2 separate regions of the Homo sapiens genome follow, and region 1 is linked to region 2. A link is an interaction called in ENCODE POLR2A ChIA-PET data of the cell type or tissue named here. Cell type or tissue: MCF 10A. All regions are shown on one strand. Links, peaks and the distances in the headings refer to the core of each region. The heading gives the core; the rest is flanking DNA.

Evidence for each region. ChIA-PET counts read pairs that join two places held together with the same protein. Peaks named below come from ENCODE experiments on the same cell type or tissue, not always from the same donor. Only the 100,000 strongest peaks of a DNase experiment are listed, where the experiment ranks them.
Region 1: POLR2A ChIA-PET joins it to region 2 with 5 read pairs; 1 of 35 experiments calls an interaction of 5 or more read pairs at or near these places.

Annotation. Positions count from the first base shown.
Region 1 is chrX:154,734,235-154,737,150 of GRCh38, forward strand. All of the region lies in intron 1 of GAB3 (GRB2 associated binding protein 3), which reads right to left. Among named protein-coding and RNA genes, the nearest start is that of GAB3, 15 kb to the right of the region's middle. In MCF 10A, for the core only: no CTCF peak of the experiment used is centred there; DNase peaks (open chromatin) are centred at 277 and 1,647.
Region 2 is chrX:154,008,970-154,011,853 of GRCh38, forward strand. IRAK1 (interleukin 1 receptor associated kinase 1) reads right to left here. Exons shown (of 14, transcript NM_001569.4): 14 at 1,538-2,884. Among named protein-coding and RNA genes, the nearest start is that of IRAK1, 9.5 kb to the right of the region's middle. In MCF 10A, for the core only: no CTCF peak of the experiment used is centred there; a DNase peak (open chromatin) is centred at 1,602.

The DNA of each region.
Region 1 (2,916 bases), core at 109-2,608, 720 kb after region 2:
AGAAAAGGAGGGGACAGAAAAGCAGCCATTCCCCTTTGGGGGCCTAGCTGTCACTTTGCTGCTGTTGCCTTTTAGTAAGTAATAGCCAAAGCTTTAGCTTGGTCTAGAGCATGGTGACGTTCTTATGTGCAAAGAAGGCAAAATAGGCTGAATTACTTGGATAGAAATTCTCCAGTGAAAGGCTACAAATATGAGTAAGTCAAACAAATAATCACTGTGCAGAATGCTAATGTTGTAACAGAGGGAAGTCCAGGGCCTAAGAGGGAGGATGGGAAGGTTTTCGCCCACACACTTTGCAGGTCAGTGGGACGTTCTTACAAGGCTCTACTTGGCAGGAAGACACTGTGTTTTCAGGCACTGGGCACAACCCACAAGGGAAGGAACCCCGACTTTGATGTAGCACACTGCAGGCCCTGGGGAGACAGCGCTGAGCAAGGCGCTCAGGGAGGGAGACAGACAAGTAAACAGAGGGGCTGCTTTGCAAGGGAAGGAAACTGACTTTGATCGCTGTTTCCACTCTAACGCTTGCCCTTAGCTACAGAGACAGCAGATCTGGAGCCACCCCAGCCAAGGCTTCCCAGCATGCTTTGAGCACATCCAGTCTGACTGAAGTGGGGGCTAACCTCCTATTATGCGATCTGGAAGCCTTCTCCACTCCAAGATTATCAAAATATTTTCCTATGTTTTCTTTTAATCTTCTATGTTGAATTACACATAAATGTGTATGTAATAAACAAAGCACAAAAAGAGCTTCTATGAGACGTTAAGATAAATATGAATGACCTAATTAATAGAAAAACATGGGCAAAATATATGAATCAGTATTTCACAGAAAAAGAAACAGAAATGGCCCCAAACTATATATCCATATCTAATTTTAAATGAGACATCTTTGTATATAAGCCTGGCAAAAATGTTCAAACATGTGCAATGTATCTTAATGTCATTCTTCATAATAACTAAAAATCAGAAAGAAACTAAATATCTATCAAAAGGTTGAATAAATTATGGTATGAATAAGCAAACCACACACATAAGCCCCTCCACCCCAGTCTACGCTTATATTTTGGCAATCTCCGCACTCTCATGTGCTGTGATTATTTGAGTGCCATTCCCTTCATCCCATTTACAAGTCGGAGTGAAATGAAAAGTCTATAACTCCAAAAGCAAATTTTCAAAACAATTAAATGCAGACTGTTCACAAGACATCTTCCCAGAATGGAGCCCATGGGGGTAGTTGGGGCTTTCACATCTCAGTACATGGCAACTCTATCCTTCCAGCTGCTCAGGCCAAGACACTGGAATTCTCGACTCCTTTCTTTCTCTTGCATAGAATAACCAATCCATCAGAAAATCTTACCGGTTCTACCTTTAGAATATACCCCTCTCCACGCATCTCACCTGTATCACTGCACTAGCCCCTCACCTGGTCTCCCTGCTTCTGCCCTGGCCCCTACAGCTTGCAGGCAGCTGCCAGAGTGATCCTGTTACAATTCACATCAAATCATGTCAGTTCTGTTCTCAGAACCCTCTGGTGTCTTCCTCCCTTACTCAGACGAAAAGCCAAAGGCTAAAGTAAGGCCTCTACTCACATCACCACTCTGACCTCATTTGCTCCATTCCTTACTCCCTGGGCTGCAGCCAAGCTCACTGCTCTTGGAACATTCCAGGCGTGTTCCTGCTTCAGAGGCTGTACATTGTCCATCCCCTCCCATGATTAAGGAGTGGGGTATGCCATTCCCAGACACTTTCAGCTCTCTAACATGCAAGCAAAATGGTCTCTAGTAGGCCAATAGCAATCTCCCAAACAGGAGCTGCCGCTGTTGGAAGTGAAAGCCCCCCAAAGTGGGGGAAGAGGAGCACATCCTCCAATATCTTTCCGTGGTACTAGTACTAGCGGTGCTAGTAATACAATATGAATTGGTCACCTTTATTGGCTACTTATGAAGTGCATTACATATAACTCACTTCATCCTCACAACAAACCCATGACGCAGGACATTAGTCAACCTTGACAAGAGCAGTTTTGATGGAGTGGTGGAGTAAACACTTGATTAGGAGCGAATGAGAAATAGAATCTCACCATTTGTAATCCTTAATGAATTAATCAATTTAAGCATTAAGCATCAGTGGCTGCTACAATCACAAAAAGGGAGACAACCAGATACGATTTTCCTCCTAATGGAAGTACAATAATACCACCTAGGAAGAGTTCATTATATTATTCTCTCAGAAAATAACAACATATTTGAGTGCTGACTGTTATCATCTAGAGCCAAGTGGATCCACATACTGCCATCTTCCAATTTAAAAAGAGTAAAATGCTAGACTTGAAGTTTTCTTTCTGCTTTTCTGTGGTGTGTACGTATTTTGGTGCTAAGATCTTAAAGTCTTGTATCCGATTCACGGTAAAGGTTTAAGGTATTCATCAAATGCAGGGGCAGGGAGAATAAGCCAGGGTTGGACCTGAGTGACCTCTCTGCCATTTAGAGAGCTTGTCCCAAAGCATTTGGCCTGTGGAGGAACCAGTCCAAGGATTTTTCCTATTAAGACTTCTAACCTGTGCACTTTATCCTCAATCTCACAAATACCTATTGGCAGAACTCATCTAAAACACACACTTCAGGCCCTAAAGATGTAGTTAGCCCTTTGGAAAATTGTTGACTTCGAGTCCATCTCATCACTTGGTTGTATTTCTTTCTTTATCAGGCCTGGGTCTGATAGCCTGGGTCACTGGTTTTCTGGTTGACACTGCAAATGAATAAATACTTTCCTCCCATTTGTGTCTTTCACTTTTAACTACCATCTCATCTCCTTTCTCTTCCACTGCCACACTTCTTGCTGTCGTTGCTACCCATTTCTTCCTAAACCATTAATATTGGGAATCCACTTCACCAGAAAGACTCGGAAGCCCCA
Region 2 (2,884 bases), core at 385-2,884:
CAGATTGTTTAAAAGAATAAGGCTGGGCTGGGTGCCACGGCTCACACCTGTAATCCCAGCACTTTGGGAGGCTGAGGCGGGCAGATCACTTGAGGTCAGGAGTTCGAGACCAGCTTGGCCAACATGGTGAAACCTTGTCTCTACTAAATAAAAATATAAAAATTAGCTGGGCGTGGTGGCACACACCTGTAGTCCCAGCTACTATGGAGGCTGAGGCAGAAGAATCGCTTGAACCTGGGAGGCGGAGGTTGCAGTGAGCCAAGATTGCACCACTGCACTTCAGCCTGGGTGACAGAGTAAGACTCTTGTCTGAAGAAAAAAAAAAAAAAAAAAAAAGCCGGGCACAGTGCCTCATACCTGTAATCCCAGCACTTTGGGAGGCTGAGGTGGGTGAATCACCTGAGGTCAGGAGTTCGAGATCAGACTGGCCAACATGTTGAAACCCCGTCTCTACTAAAAATAGAAAAATCAGTCGGGCGTGGTAGCGGACGCCTGTAATCCCAGCTACTCGGGAGACTGAGGCAGGAGAATCACCTGAACCTGGGAGGCAGAGGTTACAATGAGCCGAGATCGCACCATTGCACTGCAGCCTGGGTGACAAGAGCGAAACTCCATCTCAAAAAAAAAAGTAAATATACAGACAGCCAGGGACAGGTGCAGTGGCTCACACCTGTAATCTAGCACTTTGGGAGGCCGAGGCGGGCGGATCACTGGAGGTCAGGAGTTCGAGACCAGCCTGGTCAACATGTGGAAACCCTGTCTCTATTAAAAATACAAAAAAATTAGCCGGGTGTGGTGGTGGGCACCTGTAATCCCAGCTACTCGGGAGGCTGAGGCAGGAGAATCACTTGAACCTAGGAGGCAGAGGTTGCAGTGAGCTGAGATAGCGCCATTGCACTGCAGCCTGGGCAACAAGAGCAAAACTCCATCTCAAAAAAAGAAAAAAAAAAAAGAATTTAAACAAGGTCACAGAATATACGGTTCATATGCAAAACTCAACCGCTTTTTTTTTTTTTTTTTTTTTTTTTGAGGCAAGGTCTCCCTCTGTTGCCCGGGCTGGAGTGCAGTGGTGGAATCATGGCTCACTGCAGCCTCAACGTCCTGGGCTCAAACTATCCTCCTGGGTCAGCCTCCTGAGTAGCTCAAACTACAGGCATGCACCACCATGCCTGGCTAATTTTTGTACTTTTTGTAGAGACGGGGTTTCGCCATGTTGCCCAGGCTGGTCTCAAACTCCTGGCCTCAAGTGATCTGCCCGCCTTAGCTTCCCAAAGCGCTGGAATCACAGGCGTGAGCCACCGTGCCCAGCATCAATTGCATTTCTGTATAATATCATGATGAACTAGAAAATCAAAGATACCATTTAGAATAGCATAAAAAACATGGACTACATCAGGAAAAACCTGACACGGGAAGTGCTGGGTGTGGCCAGCCCAGAGTAGTAACAAGACCCTGGACGCTCAAGAACCCTGAAGTGTAAGGCATCAGGAAAGCTCAAGGCTTTCGGTGCAACAAAGTCCACAAGTAGAGCCCGAGATTGCAACATACGTTTTTATTACTCAAGGACAACCTGGACGTCACCAATGCCCAGCTTCACGGGGGCATGTAGTGTGACTCACGGCTGAACACAAAATCACTGTGAAGCCTGTGCTACAGCCCTGGGCTACTTTTGGACACGCAAGAGGACACTCGGTTACATGAAACCTGACTTGCTTCTGAAGACATGTGATACATGTCTTTTCCCTGAAAATGTTTCCCTTCCCTGTCTGCCATGCTCCCAACTTTTCTGCCTTCCAGGGGCTTCTCACTGTCTGGGTAACTAGGTCTTGGGCCTAGCTAGACCTTGGGTAGTGGCCCCTCTGCCACAATCAGTGCCTGGGCCTGAGGCTGAGCTTGTGGCCTCCGAAGCCTGACCTGGCTCGGAGCTCGTCTGTGGCGCCCAGGGATGGCCTGGCTTGCAGGCCACCACATTAGGCCAGCTCGCAGGTCCCCAGTAAAGCCTGAAGACACTGGCCCGAGGTTGGAGGTGGGTGCTGCTCGACTTTCTGGAGGATCTCAGAATTCTCGCTTCTTGCTAGGACTGAACCATGAGACTTACAGCCATACTTCACTTTTCCCAGGGTTTTTCTTTTTGAAACAGGGTCTTGCTCTGTCACCCAGGCTGGAGTGCAGTCATACAATCATGACTCACTGCAGCCTCGACCTCCCAAGCATAAATGATCCTCCTACTTCAGCCTCCCCAGCAGCTGGGACCACAGGCGTGCGCTACCACGCCAGGCTAATAGTTTAAAAAATTTTTTGGCAGAGACAGGGTCTCATCATGTTGCCCTGGCTGGTCTTGACCTACTGGGCTCCAGCGATCCTCCTGCCTTGGCCTCCCAAAGTGCTGGGATTACAGGCGTGAGCCACCGCACCCGGCCACACTTTTCCAAATTGTAAGCAGGTAGGAGGGCCCTAGGCCTCGTCGGCCCCATTGTGCAGGGTGGCCACTGTCCAAAGAGATGGGCAAAGAGCTGCTGCCAGAGGCCTGGGCTGCAGACGCCCTGCATGGCTCTCAGGGGAGCCAGCTCCCTACTCCACACCCCTGCACAGCAGCCCCTCTCCTCCCCTCACGGGTCTGTGCAGCCAGCAGCCTCCCAACATGCGCCAGCCTCCTCACTGGATGATGCCAGCCTTCCTTGCCCCCAGATGCTGGCATGGAGGCAGGGTTCCACTCTGCCTGCCTATGCCCACAGAGCCTAGAACAGCAGGGCCACCTCCTTCTCTCCCCCGCGGGCATGGGCCCCCACCCCCACTGCCGGCAGAGTGCTGAGGACTCGTGCACCATGAGAACTTCTGACCATGAGAACTTTGACTTCCGGATTTGGGGGATCTGCCCAGGTGA